Regions from separate parts of the Homo sapiens genome. Here region 2 is linked to region 1. A link is a loop called in an ENCODE intact Hi-C map of the cell type or tissue named here. Cell type or tissue: endothelial cell of umbilical vein. All regions are shown on one strand. Links, peaks and the distances in the headings refer to the core of each region. The heading gives the core; the rest is flanking DNA.

The links. Hi-C counts contacts between places; a loop is a spot of excess contacts. Peaks named below come from ENCODE experiments on the same cell type or tissue, not always from the same donor. Only the 100,000 strongest peaks of a DNase experiment are listed, where the experiment ranks them.
Region 2: a loop joins it to region 1, with 2.3 times the contacts of the local background. A loop is called at or near these places in 6 of 110 quality-filtered maps.

Annotation. Positions count from the first base shown.
Region 1 is chr1:231,102,449-231,110,784 of GRCh38, reverse strand. No RefSeq gene overlaps it. Among named protein-coding and RNA genes, the nearest start is that of TRIM67, 55 kb to the left of the region's middle. In endothelial cell of umbilical vein, for the core only: no CTCF peak of the experiment used is centred there; DNase peaks (open chromatin) are centred at 1,624 and 4,304; H3K27me3 peaks cover 357 bases.
Region 2 is chr1:231,024,156-231,032,491 of GRCh38, reverse strand. The region is part of intron 1 of FAM89A (family with sequence similarity 89 member A); the gene reads left to right. It also overlaps the pseudogene LOC644006. Among named protein-coding and RNA genes, the nearest start is that of MIR1182, 8.4 kb to the right of the region's middle. In endothelial cell of umbilical vein, for the core only: no CTCF peak of the experiment used is centred there; a DNase peak (open chromatin) is centred at 3,681; H3K27ac peaks cover 1,172 bases.

The sequences.
Region 1 (8,336 bases), core at 138-8,137:
CTTCTTAAAAGGACACCAGTCATATTGGATTAGGGCCTATATGGCAGATGTACCTGACAGCAATAACTTGGAGTGGCCAACCTGGAGATTCATTCCTTATCTATGAGGAGCATTGGAACCCTTGACCCATCCCATGGAATGCAGGCTTCATCATGGGTTGAATGAAGGTTGCCAGATGGAGGTTGCCAGGGGAGGGTGCTAAGTGAAAATGCTATGTAAACCACATGCTTTTGACAGGTGGTTGCAGTTTTCCTGTGCAGCCCATCACCACTGGGCCACCCTGTATGTAAGTCCCCTCAATAAACCCTATGTCTCATGCACTGGCTCCAGGTCTCTTCTTCAGCCTCTCAAACATGGCACCAACTCTACTGAAGTCAGTAGGGGTCCGGCATGACAGGGCCCACTCTAAATGACCTCATTTTCCTTACCTCTTTAAAGACTTTATCCTCAAATGCAATCACTGGGGATGAAAATGTTAGCATATGAATTTTGGAGGGACACAATTCGGCCTATGACACTTGGGGCCCAAGGTCCCTGGCCCGTCTGCCTTCTTCTTTCTACCTTTCAGAGCCTTCTTATGTTTACTGTATATATAAAGTCCATGGTTTTGAGCTGCACTCAGTGGGAAGAATAGGGGAAAGTATCTTCCCAGAAGCAGAAGTCCCCCCATTGAGTTGTCAGACTGTAAAAATATATTTCATGGCCTGGGCAAGGTCTTGACTCAGGCCAAGGAGCAGAAAAGGGCACTGGAGTTCCTGAAAGGTGGCTCAGCATAAAAGAAAAGGGTGACCAAAAAATAAAAAATAAAAAATCAGAACCAGGATCCAAACTCTAGGGGGCGTCTTTGTAATAAAACAAGCAAGGTCCTAGGTGGCTTGGAAAATGAAACAGAGGGTCCTCAACTAGTCAGAGGATCAGGAAGTCAGCTCTAAGCACAGAACTAGAACTTAGTACTAGGGCCCATCCAAGCCACCCACCCCTGGGCTGTGGGGTCACCTTGGGAAATGGCTCTTGAGTGAATCTGAAGAATCTTACTACCTTGGGAAGCAGATCAATTTGCTGGGAATAGGGAACTCCAGTACAGAGAGTGGCACAGAGAAGAAACCACTTCTCAAATATGGGATGGTTGTTGCCTTGGCAAACTGACAGGGGTCCGCACCAAGACCCGCAGGGTCCACACGGCAACGCTGTGACAGTGGCAGATGCCCTCCTGAGTTCCCCAGACTGACCACAGACTTCAGGCCCCACCTAGTAGAAGTGGCCCTGCTGCTCATGAAGCTGAGATTAGCAGACACTGGAGGCTCAACCCCAGTGGCAGCTCTGATGGCCACTGGGCAGGTCTAAGCCGCCCCCTCTTGCATCAGGAGCAGCTGACCCCTATCGGCATGCCAAGGACTCCTCACATAGTATTCCAGGGGAGTTTATTCCCTTGGGGGGGTGGGGGGGAAGCATTGCCTGCTAGTGTGTAACTGGCTACTGAAACATCAAGATTTGTGATATGGATGTAAAAGTGCCCTGACCTGTAGTTAGCAGGTACACTAAGAGCTGCACATTAGCCATTGTTACAGCCCTTGTCTGCATCGCTGGGCCACTGCCAAGAGGGGAATGTAGATTTTAAAAATGAAAATATCATTTCTTATGCAGGAAGTACTCTAACACTGCCTGTTTCCTCACAGTCCTTCAACGCGTCTGGTTGCTACCTTGTCATAATATTTGAATTAGGGTGGTGCGACACGCCACAGATGACACAAATGGGAACCCTATCTGGAGTGGAAGATCTCTGCTGCAGTTGGCAAAACATACCCTGATTCCCACCTTAATTTTCCTGGAACAACAGAGAGTTCGGCCTCTGAATGCTCTGCAGACACCCCCATCACTCCCTGGAACATGTCTGTCTCCTCTTCATGCTGTTCATGACCATTAGTCCTGTAATCTCCCACTCCTCTTCTGGCACTGAATGGAGAGGAAGGGAATTTCTCATTTTCTAATTGCCTCAGAAAGGCCCTCCCCAGGAAGTTGCAGGGAGGGGGACCACACTTCATGAACCCAAGGCCTCTAACGGAATGGAAGGAAGTAACATTGCCACCCTCTGTCTTAGGGGGAATCCCTAGGAACAGGAAGGTGGTGCCATTTTGGTGGAAGTAGACAGGAGCTGTGTGGAGTCATAGAGTAACATAACCAATTGTAGTAAAACTCAGGTCACTTTCAGCTTTTATTTTCTCTCCTAAGGGCTGTCTCCTTCAGTCAATTGTCCAGAGCTTAAAGCTAGGACCCCATGGAGAAAACTCTCTACCTCACGGTAATTATGTTCAGCCATCCTCTATGTACAAGCAGTAATGTCTTTAGTGTTTAAAGTGATCTTTCTTTCTTGTTGTTGCAGAGATGAGGTCTCCTTATGTTGCCCAGACTGGTCTTGAACTCCTGGCCTCAAGCGAGCCTCCCACCTCAGCCTTCCAAAGTGCTGGGATTACAGGTGTAAGCCACTGCACCTGGCTTTACAGTGAATGCAAATCTGATCCTGTCGCTCTCCAGCTTAATCACCTCCTGCGGTGCTCTGGGACAGAGCCCAGCCTCCTTAGCATGTAGGCAAGGTCCCCTTGCTCGGGCCTCATTAACTGCTCCGGTCTTGCTTCCTTCTGTGTCTCTCCCATGATCATCTCCCTGTGATGGCCACACTGGAGCCTCACTGAGATGTTTGCACAAAACTTCATGTCTCCCACATCTCCATGCCAACGTTCCACTGTTCTCTCTGCCTCAACGTCCCTTCCAGACAACGAGGTTAGATGCCTGGCTTCGTGCTCTTGTGACTTATGCACCTTTATCAGCACTCTTATCACACTGTACTAAAATCCTGCCTTATTAGCTGTCTTCCCTTCTTGGCTATGAACTAAACAAGCACAGAGATTGCCTATTACTCACTTTTACTTTCCTGAGGCAAAGCAGAAAGCCGGAAACCTAGGCTTAGTTGGCCCTCGATACATGTTAATTAAATGAAGGACTGATTCCATGAGTGAGTGAGTGCCCCGTCCTGAAGGATAGTTCCATGTGGTGTCACTTGCTTTTTTCCTAAGTGTTCAGATAAAGATTCAATTAAACTCAGCAAATATTTAAAGGGCACTTATTACGTGCCCCTCCTGTGCTAGGCACTGGAGATACAAAGACAAAGAAGCACAGTCCTGGGAACCCTCAAGTAGTTCCCAGCCGGGAAAGGGACACTGATGGACGCAGCTGTCCCTCAGCCGACAAGTCCAGACCGAAACACCTCACAGGAGACCCGGTTGGGTTTTCCACCAGGAGGGCTCAGGTCAGGTCAGGTGCTTCTGCTAAATGTGTTGTGAAACCAACAGCCAGCCTTTTTCAGCCTGCCTCTAGACCAGGAGGCAGGAATGTGCTCGGTAATGCAGCTGTGGTACTCCCGCCCATAGACCCCCAGTAGGAGCCAAGCAACCCTGGGATGAAGGCAGAGTGTGGGCTGGCTGGAGGGCCTGGGAAGGCCGCTGGGGAGGATGGGCCTTGTGAAGCTGTGCTTCCTCCGAGCTCTAACTTAGATCACATGGAGATTTGGAAGGACTGTTGGTGTGTCTTTCAGGGTGTTGCTAGAATCAGGGAACGCTAAAGCCTCCAGAGCCACCAAAACTGTCACCACTGGGAACAAAGGCTTTTGTCCCTAGGTAAGTATAATCATGCACTGGTGACAGGGGAAGGAGAGTGGGGAACTGGGGTTGGAGGGCCCTTCCCAGCATCTGGAAAATCACATTGAGTGAAAGGGTATTGACTAGAGACGGTGTTTTCCATTTCTGTTATTCTTTTAGGAGCTATTATAGAGTCAGGTTTAATAAGGAAGATGGGAAAACTCTCAGCTCACTCAATTGCTTTTAATTTATTAGTCTTATGTCTGTCTCCATTATTCCACACCCCTCACACCCCTATCATCAATCATAAAGTTCAGGAAAGAAGGTAAACAACCTTAGGAGAGCCAGACATGAGCCAAGCTCCAGCTGGGACATTTAGTGTCTGATGGGAGAGTGATCAAAAGTGAGACCCAATCGGTGGTCTCTAAACATATGACAGAAGCCTCTGACTGCTGCCCCTTTACAAGAGGCTTTAAAAAGCAAGTGTGCAAAGGAGGACAGAGAGGGAGAGGAAGGAGGAGGGAGAGCGGGCACTTGGGCGGCAAGGGTAGTGCTCTGGAAGTCTGGTATGATTCTGTCACGTTGCATCATCATCACAAAGGGGCCACATCTGAAGCAAAAAATGGCAAAGACTCAAAGAAAATAAATCATGCAGACTCTGGAATGACCTCATTAAAAAGCTGCTCTATCTGCTGCCATGTTCTATTTATAGCTGAAATATGGCGTTCCTGACAGGAAATCTAAATGACAGCAAGCCTAGGGTTTTAAGGCAGTGGGTAGGGGTTTGCTTAATGAATCATCTGATATTTTTATTCGGATGATTTTTCTGTTCTAATGAAACTATTAGTACAGTTCTCTTTTCTGCATGAGATGACATTCATGGGATGTGTTTTTTACTCAGGAATTGAGGATAGAGAAGTAAAAGGATCCTTTTATATAAAATCTTTTGCTAAATACATATGAACTTCATAATACACCATTACCCTCAACATATCTTAATGCTGGTTCACAATATTCTTTTCCAGGCCATATTGTAGCTGTTATTTCCAGTGATCATTGTAAATAACTTTATTATGTTTCACTGAAATCAATTTCATAGAAATCAAACCAATAAGGAAAACATCTTTTAAGAAGGAAGACATAGAGCCTTATTCCAAATGTTAAGAGAAAAAAGCAGATCATATACTGTGTAGATAAGCAGAGCCACACTTCTAAAACCCTGAAGCCCAGGGCCTGGATGCAGCTGCCAGCAAGTTCCCTCTCTGTGTTATGGGCAGAGGCAGGATTCATCTTTGAAGGAAGATTGCTTTTAAGTTTTTTGGGGGGAAAATCTTTTTTTTTTTTTTTTTGAGATGGACTCTTGCTCTGTCGCCCAGACTGGAGTGCAGTGGCACGATCTCGGCTCACTGCAAGCTCCGCCTCCCGGGTTCACGCCATTCTCCTGCCTCAGTCTCCGGAGTAGCTGGGACTATAGGCGCCCGCCACCACGCCCGGCTAATTTTTTGTATTTTTAGTAGAGACGGGATTTCACCATGTTAGCCAGGATGGTCTCGATCTCCTGACCTCGTGATCCGCCCGTCTCGGCCTCCCAAAGTGCTGGGATTACAGGCTTGAGCCACTGCGCCTGGCCAGGGGGAAAATCTTTAGCAAGTTTTCAGTTCTGGAAGACTGCTCTTCAGCCTGAGGACAGTTCAGATGCTTTTAAAAGAAAAAAAGTACAGACCCCACTCCCCACCCCCGCCACTGCCCCGATGCTGTTAAAGTGTTTTTATTAAAAACACTTCAAAAATATGTATTTAAGGCAAGATTTGAAATCCTGATCCTTGTGGCTCTTATACAACCTTAAAACCAAAACAAATTGTGATGTTTAATTTTATGTGTCAACTTAGCTAGGCCATGGTACCCAGATATTTGGGCAAACATTGTTTTAAATGTTGCTATGAAGGTTTCCTTTTAGATGAAATTAATGCATTTGAGTCAGTGGACTTTGAGTAAGGCAGATACCCTCCACAATACAGGTGGGCCTCGTCCAATCCGTTGAAGGCCTTAATAGAAAAAGACTGCTCTCTCCCCAGCAAGAAGGAATTCTGTCAGGAGAGGGCATTTGGATTTGAACTGTAAAACAGCTCTCCCCTGGGTCTCCAGCTTGTTGGCCTGCCCTGGAGATTTTGGACTTGCAACCTCCATAATCATGTGAGCCAATTTCTTTCTTTCTTTTTTTTTTAATATATAACAATTTTTAAAAAAAACAGACTTAAGGGTCTCGCTATGTTGCCCAGGCTGGTCTTGAACTCCTGGGGTCAAGCGATCCTCCCTCCAGCCTCAGCCTCCCAAAGTGCTGGGTTTATAGGTGTGAGCCACTGTGCCCAGCTAGTGTGAGCCAATTTCTTAAAATAAATCTCTTTCTTTCTCTACACACACACACACACACACACACGTGCGCGTGCGCATGCCCTATTGGTTCTGTTTCTCTAGAGATCCCTGACTAATACACAAATCTAAAAGTTAAATACCCCCAAACTACAAAACTAATAAAATTGATATGAACAACTGGAATGTAATGTGACAGGTACTGTTAGTTGTGTGCAGTTACTGATGTCAGGTTTCATAGTGGAAAGATGTCCTCTTAGAACTGTTTTGGTATTTCATCTGTTTCTGCATTTGATTTTTAAAAACCTAAAGCCAAGAAAGGTTGTTTATATAAGGGCATTGTATAAAACAATATAAAAAACTTTAAACTTTTATTTTATAACTCCTGGAAAATTAGAACTGATAATTAAAATTTTACCAAGAAGCAATCTTCAAATAATAATTCTATAAAGCTGTTTTAGTCATTGGAGGATAACATTAGCATTGCAGCATTATTTAAATATACATTCACTATTATCTAATTCGATTATTACTGGAAGTGGGAAGAAAGGCATTCTTCCCTGCTAATAGACTGTTTTATTTGGTGCATACAGATACAGAACACTCCATGCAACCACTTTCAAATATGAAAATGGTACTGCCTTCCAGAGAATAGGATCTTTAGAATTCTGCATATTTATATTATCATATGCTATGGCTGATTCAATTCTTCTGCCACTTTATTCAAGATGTTATAAACTATTCATTTATAGAGTGTGCCATGATATCATTTAGGCTTTAGTTCACAAACTTCACAAATGCAAATGCAGGCAATAAAAATTCTTGCCAGTACTCTGGTCCACCAGAAAATCAGAACATGCTTTAAAAAATCATTGAAATGAAAACAATATATTTAAAATAATCATACCTTTATATGTACAGAGCTCCTAAATATTAGTAAAGAAAGAAGAATAATCTTATCAGTGGAGGAAGAACATAAATTGGTAAGTTACCAAAAAATGAATTAAAAAACAGCATACAGGCTGGGAGCAGTGGCTCATGCCTGTAATCTCAGCACTTTGGGAGGCTGAAGTGGGCAGATCACTTGAGTCCAGGAGTTTAAGGCAACATGGTAAGACCCTGTCTCTACAAAACCACAAAAATTAGCCAGGTGTGGTGGTGCATGCCTGTAGTCCCAGCTACTCAGAAGGCTGAGATTGGAGGATCGTTTGAGCCTGGGAGGCAGAGGTTGCAGTGAGCCGTGATCATCCCATTGCACTCCAGTTAGGGTGACAGAGACAGCCCTGTCTCAAAAACAACCACCACCACCACAACAACGATGGCATAGAAACCTATGAAAAGACTTCTGGTTAAGCATGGTAAGTTGAACATACATATTTGTCTTTCTTCCCCCTCATACTGCCTACTAAAATTGCAGAAAGAAAGAAACAAGTATAATTCCACAATATGAGAGAAAAGATCTCAAATGAGTGATGTGGACGTCATTTTGGAAGCTGGAGAGCAGATAGACCAATGGCACTTGACTCAGTAGTCAGAGCAGAACCTGAGACCACAAGAGCGGGCAGTGGGAATGGGCAAGGAAGCCAAGAAGAAGCAAACCAATTCTAACTACAGCTCCAAAAAGGCACCGGGATTGGAGGTTCCAGGTACCTCTAAAAACAGGGGTAGGAGGTGGGGACAAAAATAGGAGGATCCATTGAAATTATTACAAGGGGTAGTTATATTTCAGGATCCCCTCTTCTCCACAGCTAAGCAATTGCCTCTACCCTGCCCCAGCAGAAAACTGGAGGTTGAGTCTCCTTCTGAATGTGGGGCACCAGGTGCAACTGAACATGAGTGTGTATGTAAATGTCCAAGTACTGAATGGTGACACCCTATCTCCAGTTTTCCACCTATCTTGTGCATGGAATGTTAATAGGCAGGAGGTTGGAGGATTTTTCTCTAGGGAAATGAATGAGCCCAAGAGAAAAGAACCAGCATGAATGGCCTTTGGGAGTTTTCCAACAAAGAATTTCCGACCTGATCACCCTACAGGGAAACGAAAAAGTCAAAAGTTCTCATCCATTCACATGAAGCTTCCAAACAAAGATTTTAGAATCTCACTTTTAAATAGGAATAATCAATTGAGAATTATTAGACACCTCAGGAATGCCTATGACGTGAAAGACAGTGGCACTAGACTGCCCAACAGTAGCCCCAGAAGATCAAAGACAATGGAGTGGTGCCTTCAGGATGCTGGGAAATTATCTCAAAACTGGAATTCCATACTCTATAGTTTACATGTAGATAGAATAAAGACATCTTCAAGTATTATAAGGTCTCAAAAATTTAAGT
Region 2 (8,336 bases), core at 317-8,316, 78 kb after region 1:
TGTTGTACCTCCAAGACTGACAAAGGTAGAAAAGCATGATCCTGTCACAGTGAGGGTTTGGAGAAGTAAACCTTCTCATGCATTGCTGGGGGTGGGGGGTGGGGGCTGGCGGGGGCGGGGTGGGGTGGGGCGGTGTAAAGTGCTGCAGGGTTTTTTGAGCGCAGTTTGGTAATACCTCTGAAATTGAATATGTGCCTGTCTTTTGACCTTGTAATTGCATTTTTTAAAAACTCTGAAATGGCTTTCTATTAAATAGCAAAGCAGAATTGCAATATAATTTTAAAATATGTTTAAGTTAGGTCACAAAAGGGATGTAAAATGTTTGCAGTATGACTGTTAAATCTTCATACAGCTAAAGCCAATTATTGACTCTTTCTTATACCAATACAGACATAAAATTATTTTGTGATGAAAAGTAGTCCAAATTGAATCACTTTATTGGTAAACGTCTTTCTTCCCATTACATTTTCCCATTGCTTTGGACTTGAGGCCCGGGGTTGGGGAGGATTGGAAAGGCGCCTTGGGCATTCTTCTCTCCTTGTCCTCCTTGTCCCCCACAATTTCATATTCACAAGTGTACCTTACAGAAGCATCCACACAAGTGGATAATGGCACTTATACATGGATGTGTATTGCAGGATTTTTTATAATAGTGATAGAATACTGTACAATTGTTGAAAAGAATATGGTAACTATATATGTATATAGAAAGATGTTCACAGTGTAAAGTTACAAAACAGTACTTACCTAACTTTGTGTATGTGGTAACAGTAGAGAAAAAACAATATGAGTGTGCATAGTGCTTTGAGGAATATATGCTAAACTACTACAAGTGGATATCTGAAGAACCACAGTTTCAAAGTGTGGTCTGGGGACCTCTAGGGGCCCCTGAGATTCTTTCAGAGGGTCCATAATTATATGATGGTGATATTGACAAATGTGACTTTTTGGTTATTATATAAGAAAATGTACCAACATTTGGAAGATCCTGCATAATTTATTGAATCAATTTTCCACTTTTTTCATATGACTGTGCTTGATATTAAAAGATCCATTCAAAGTGCAAGACTGATGGGTTTTAATGTAATAGAGTGTGAACATTTCATTGGTATAGTTCCAAATTCCACACTAAACAGCAGTCAACTAAAGGGCGGTAGCAAAGAGGAATATCCACAATTGTCTGAAAAGGCTATTGAAATACTCCTTCATTTCCCAGTTATACAGCTGTATGAGGCCAGATTTTCTTCATTTACTTCAACCAAAACAGCACGTCACAAAGGACCAAATGCAGAACCAGATAAGCCAGATATTTAAAAAGATTTATGAAAATGTTATTTGTGTTAGCATGTAATAGGTTTATTATTATTATTATTATTATTATTGAGACAGAGTCTCACTCTGTTGCCCAGGCTGGAGTGCAATGGCAAGATCTTGGCTCACTGTGGTCTCTGCCTCCCAGGGTCAGGTGATCCTCCCACCTCAGCCACCCAAGTAGCTGGGGCCACAGGCAAATGCCACCACACCCAGCTGATTTTTATATTTTTTGTGGAGATAGAGTTTTGCCATGTTGTCCAGGCTGGTCTCGAACTCTCAGGCTCAAGTGCTCCACCTGTCTTGTCCTCCCACAGTGCTGGAATTACAGGTGTAAGTCACCTCACCTGGTTGGTGACTTTTAAATTTTCTCAGTTTTAATTTCTAGTAATGTAAATATTGATAGGTATAACCCACATAAACCAAAGCTCTTTGGGACCTTCAATAATTTTTTAGAGTGTTTGGAGACCAAAACATTTGAAGTCTGCTATTTTATAACAGGGAATTAAGGAGAACTGGTTTGTATGATTACGAACCATTTGAATTTATAATACAATTAGAGTGTTTATTTTTATAATCAGAAAAAAAATAAAAGAATGTACAAAGACATTTCTTAAAGAAAATGGTCAATTGCTTTTCTTCATCTATATCCAGGACAGAACAAGAGGAAATGGGCTTAGTTTGTATGAATGTTAGTTTAGGTTAGAGATAAACAAGAATGTCCTTCTGAGAATTGTTAAATTGCAGAACAGTCTCTGTGTCAGTGTGGATGCCCTCACTTGTAAGTTAGCAGAAAATCCAATTCAAACAGCTTTACCTGGTAGAGGAGTTTCCTGGAAAGTATAGAGGTGGGATGTGCTTTGGGTTTAATGGGGGTTAATCTGGGGGCACAGTCATGCAACCCGGTTTATCTTCTGTCTCTGAATCCTGATGGCGCTTTAGAGTCTAGTCCTCAGCTTGGCAGGTCTAAAATATTAACAGGAGATGAAGCTGACCAGATGACACGAATATGTTTCCGCCCATGGGAGGAGAAGGCTACATAGGAGACCAGGTCATCAGAAGCCGTTTAGTGAGCACAGAGCTGGAACCCACCAGGGAGCTGAGAGTCCTTCAAGGGTGTTTCTGTCAAGCTTGGGTAGCTGGGCTCATAGCCCGTCTCCAACTGCATCAACACTGATGAAGTCTCTCTTCGGCTTTTTCTAAACACTATGCAGGGCAGCATCCTTCAGTCAACATATCTTTTATCAGAAATCAGGTTATAATCGATTGGATCTCTGCTTTCTTCAATTACAGTCCAGGCCTGTGGATATAAACTAGACACTGTGATTAGATTTGGGGCATTTACCAAGTCTTTAAAATAAATTTGTGAGCCATCTGTATATACTTACTCATTCATTGTGTTTTTAAAAGATAACTGTGAAAGTTTTCTCATTGTTAATACATTTTCACAATAGAAAACTTAGAAAATTCAGAAAAGCCAGGAATAAAAATGGCCTGTGATCCAAGCAGGTTGCTATACCACTGCTGAGACTGGGGCCTCTCTCTTCATCTTCCCTGTACAGGCAGTGCAGGGTGATTGTCAAAGCACCCATTTCAGAGTCCTGCAGATCTGGTCACCTCCCCACTCTGCCACTGACTAGATGGCCTTAGGCAAGGGCCTTTGTCATTCTTTTTTTTTTTCTTTTTTTTGAGACAGGGTCTTGCTCTGTTGCCCAGATTGGAGTGCAGTGGTGCGATCACAGCGCACTGCAGCCTCAACCTCCTGGGCTCAAGTGAACCTCCCACCTCAGCCTCCCAAGTAGCTGGGACCACAGGCACGTACCACCACACCCAGCCAATTTTTAAAATATTTTTGTAGAAATGAGGGTCTCGTCATCTTGCCCAGGCTGGCCTGGAACTCCTGGGCTCAAGCAGATCCTCCTGCCTCAGCCTCCCAAAGTGCTGGGATTACAGGCGTGAGCCTGTAATCTGCAAATGGCAGTTTTTTAATTTCTAAAAAAATCTTAACATTTTTCATGATGTTTTGGTTTAAATCAACACAAATTTCCTTTTAAAGGTTCCTCTCATCTTTTAAGCCTTGTTTCCTAGTGGTCATATTTCTATTGTCCTTGCTTTAAGTTAGGAAGAACTCTCTCCCCCATGCAGCCTCCAGAGATACTCAGAGACTTTCAGTGACTTAACACCCAGCTGGGAGCCACCGCCCTGTCTGGAGTGTATTTGTATGTGGAGCCTACTGTTTTGAAAATCCCAAGTGAAAGGAAGCAGTTTCAAGGGTGGTTTGGGCTTGTTTGGCCCCATTGTTGGGAATGCTGTGGCTCTCGGGGCCACCTGTGTGTGTTGCGGGAGGGGTGGAGGGGAGCTCTGGGCATGGGAGAAGAGGAGTGAATGATCAGGAAGGAAGCAGGAAGCCTGAGCAGAGAGCGGAAGGACCTGCGCTCGCAGTTTACGGCCATGGAAGCTGCTGATTGTTCTTGAATTTAAAGTGGAGAATAAGGGACCACAAATTGCAGGGTTTGAGCATTCCATGTTTTTCTTAAATGAGCCTGTCTGCATTTTCAAAACGTGTGCTTTCAAAAGAGAGCTGTATTTTCTGAATCCAGCTGTGAATGTGGAGACCAGCCGTCCTCCAAGGGCATGCGAGAACACACCGTTGAGATCCAGGCTGCTTCTGCTCGGAGAGTGGCTTGCTCGGCGGCTCCCCAGCCACTCTTTTTCTGGAAGGGTGAGAAGTTCTTGTTCATGGTGACTTAACCATGTCTTGCAATCAAGTCCTTTTGGATGGTTGCTCTCTCCCCTTCCTGCATCCAAGACCCACATACCTTCAGTGTAGAGAGACTGACCACCAGATCTGCCCTCTAAAGAGCGCTCCTGGAGGAAACTTGGTTGGGTGTCTTTGGCCCTTGATGTGATGGGAGGCACGCGGGGACTCAGTGGTCTGATGCTTCCCACAGGGACACCTTGTGTACAGGGCACTCGGCGGCTGCCCGTTCAGTCTGCACCTCTGTGACTGCCCGAGGGATGCAGCCAGAGGGTCTGTGGGTGCCAGCACCACCCCACTGCCAGGCCACTTCTGCGGCTACGTGTTCTCTGGGAGGGTGAGATCTCTGCAGCCAGGCGTTTTCACTGATTCACCAAATATCTGCCTGTCTGCTCTGAGTTTCTGGGCTGGGTGCTGAGAGATCCAAAAGGGAAATGGTGTTTGCCTTCATGGAGCTTGTCCTGTGTCAGGAGAGAGAAGACCTGTGTGCACACCGATAATATAGAGAGTAGTAAATGTCCTAAGACAGGTGGAGACGCCGAGGGCAAAGGATGAACACTGGCTGAACCAATCACAGTCTGAAGAGTGGAGGGAATCAGGTACAGGGCGGGTGGTCGAGGAGCATTCACAGATGCAGTGGGGATGAGGGTGTCATGGGGGACAGTCGGGGCTGTGCAGGTTGGGAGTCAAGGGCGTAAGCCTGAAGAACAGTCAGACCAGATGGTGGAGTGCTGCCTACGGATCTTCCACCTCCCTCTAGAAAATGTTAAGTGTCGCTGTTTAAACAGCCACAGCTGAGGAAGAGGGGCCCGGGCTAGGAAGTCTGGTTTACTGTGCAGTGACTTACCTTATGTCCTCCGAGCTGATTTAGAGGATTTCTGGTAAATCAGGAAGTTTAGTCTGGTGCCTGAAGACAGTGGCATTGAGAGGCTGGGAGGTGTGTAGGCGTGTGTGTGCGTGTGCATATGTATGTGTGTGCGTCTAATCCTTGTTAAATCCGTCTGAACTTTTGCCATGTGTCGGGTTGTGTAATAGGTGTGTGCGGGGCTGCGCTGTATTCCTAGGCGGTCAGGATTCCTTTCTAGGCCAGTGTTCCACCTGACGACAAGGCAGCTTTGTGAGTCATCTGGGTGCTACAGTGCAGAAGTGTCCAGGGAGAGATCCTCTTTGCTTTCGACTCCCTGCCGGGTGCATCACCTCGGTGGGCCTGGGAATACCTTGGAAATGGCACTGTCAGGAGAAAAGCCTGGAGCCACGTGTCTGGCTGGAATGGGGTCATGGGGAGTCAGAGCCTTTGAAACCTAGAAGCGTTCAGGCTCCTGTGTTTACCTGGGCCGACCTCAAACCATCCCAGGAAGGAGAAAAGCAGACCTGCTCTGATACCAGGGTGCCCACTGCTACTTAGGTGTTTTTCCATTATTCATTCCTGGGGTAAGAAATCGAGTCTTGGGTTTACCCACCCTACTGGTGTCAGAGGGACTCAGCAGGAGAGTAGATCTAGGATTCCAGATGATCTTCTTCCATGGTTTTTGAGCACATACTATGTGACCCCGAGAGAGTGTGGCTTTCTCGATTAAAGTTATTATTTCTTTTATGAAATCCTAGCAAAGATAGGGACGTCAGAGCTGGCCGAGTCAGACTCCTGGGGGCATGTTGATGGCATCCAGATGCAATTCTGCAGAGGAATCCTGGAAAACAGGAGTAAGTCTAGAGGAAAGGCCACGGGTGTTAGTGGACGAGAGGTCATAATGAAAATAGGGGAAGGGCCTGAGATATTTAGCTTGGAGAGAAGAACACAGGTTTGGTTTTTGTTTTAGGGCATGGGGTGGTGGAAAGTAAATGACCTTCAGATTAAAGGGTAGTAGTTAGGAGAGAGTTAAATTAGATCTGTTTGGATGCTCAGCTGTCACACCCAGCATCAAGGGCTCTGTGGGGCCTCCAGGCTGGGAGGCTTTGACTTTGTATAAAATAATCGTATTGGTTTGGAGAGGAGTGCAGTGGTTTGGAAGGTCCTCCTTTTGGGGTTTGAGGTAAGATATCCCAAGTCTTTTCCTATTTGAGAGTTTCCCTTCCTCATGAGGCAGTGTCACTGGCACGTTGTCACCCTGCCTGACTATGCTGGCTGTCTTCTGAGCGAAGGTGACCATCTGGTTCCTTCTCATGTACCACCTCAGTGCTGGATTGGGAGAGGAGCGGGAGGAACACAGTGGGATGGGGCGCTTCTGTTTTCAGAGCCTGGCTGTACCTGCTGCTCCTTCCTGAGGTGAGTCTGCCCACTAGCAGAGTGGAAAAGAAACCATGGAAATACTAACAATGAGAATAGAGGCTATTGATTTTTTTTTTTTTTTTTTAGGAGCTGAGCAATTTATCCACAGTTTCTCAGCTGGTGAGTGGCGGAGCCAAGATCTGAACCCAGGCAGGGAGGTAGGCAGGTTCCAGAGCCTGCACTTTTAATTCTGTGCTCTTCTGCTTGGCTGGCCTGAAATTCCAGGCTTACAGGATAATAAATATAAGTGGCCCAGGAAAATCAGAAAGATATTTGTGTCAAGATCACTGGTTCTTTGCTGGAACTGAGCATCAGCATCATCTGGGTACTTTTTGTATTATTTATTTATTTTTTCAATAGAAAATTCCTAAACTGACTGACTTTTCTTTCCCTCCTTCTCTCCCTTCCTTCCTTTCTTCCTTCTTTCTTTCCCTGTCTCTCCTTTTTTTAATAGAAAATTCCCAAACTATGGATAATTTTTAAAACACAAATGCCAGATATGCTGTTTCCCTCCCTCTTGACAGACACACATCCTTTCGAACTCTAATCAAGAAAAAGAGCAAGCAGTGGTGTCTGCCTTAGGGTGTGGTGGCCTGGGCATCTCTTAAGTTGCCCATTGCTTGCCTATTCAAGGTATGCTTTTGAGATGCCATTGAATAAAGTTTGCTCCTGAGTACAGTACTGGAAACTGTCTGTCTTTCGCTTGCAGTTCATTTAGGACAGAGAAGCAACAGTTTATATAGGGTCACAAAGTGTTTGAGCTAACCATAGATGAGCGAGCCCAAATCCCCCATTTTATAGGCTGGCAGAGGGTCGGGACCTCAACCAAGCCACAGAGGACGGCAAAGCTGGGCCTGGAGACCACGCTCCCGACCTGCAGCTGAGGTCTCTTCCTAAGAAAGTTTAGAAATTCTGGTGTCAAGGGTAGTTGTGGTGGCCGGGCACGGTGGCTCACGCCTGTAATCCCAGCACTCTGGGAGGCCGAGGCGGGTGGATCACAAGGTCAGAAGATCAAGACCATCCTGGCTAACACGGTGAAACCCCGTCTCTACTAAAAATACAAAAAATTAGCCGGACGTAGTGGCGAGCGCCTGTAGTCCCAGCTACTCGGGAGGCTGAGGCAGGAGAATGGGGTGAACCCAGGAGGCAGAGCTTGCAGTGAGCCGAGATTACACCACTACACTCCAGCCTGGGCAACAGAGCAAGACTCTGTCTCAAAAAAAAAAAAAAAAAAAAAAAAAAGAGTAGTTGTGGTAGCAACAGAACCCACCTCTCTATCTGGAAGTCTTCTTGAGTGTCTTAGCAAAAGATGCTCTGTAGGCTGGGCACAGTGGCTCACACCTGTAATACCAGCACTTTGGGAGGCCAAGGCAAATCACTTGAGCCCAGGAGTTTGAGACCAGCCTGGGCAAGATGGCAAGGCCCCATCTCTACAAAGAATTTCTTTAAAAAATTAGCCAGGCATGGTGGTATGCACCTGTAGTCCCAGCAGCATGGGAGGTTGAGGCAGGAGGATCCCTTGAGCCCAGGAGCTTGAGGTGGCAGTGAGCTATGATCATACCACCACACTCCTGCCTGGGTGACAAAGCAAGACTCCATCTCTAAATGTGTGTGTGTGTGTGTGTGTGTGTGTGTGCATGCAATGTAATAAAACATAGTTCTGATTTTTATGGTCTATTCAGGCCATAGTAGAGAGACAGCCAGTGTTCACTTGGCAATTTAGAAAAGTTGGAGGGTATGAAGAGTAAACCTGGAATTTAACACCCAATCTATTTACAAGATGATCACTTTTTACCAGGCCTCAGCTTCCTTTTGTGAAAGCCATACTATCTTATGTGGAAAATCTTATTGCTAGGTAAACGAGTCATTTCGGTAATTATAAAATCTGTAAATCCTCTGACACTTTCTGTGTGCTTTTCTACATGCGCGTACCCATGCATCTTTTTTTTTTTTTGGTTCAAATTAATGGTTTTATTTCCATCTTTAACACTAGCAGAGGAG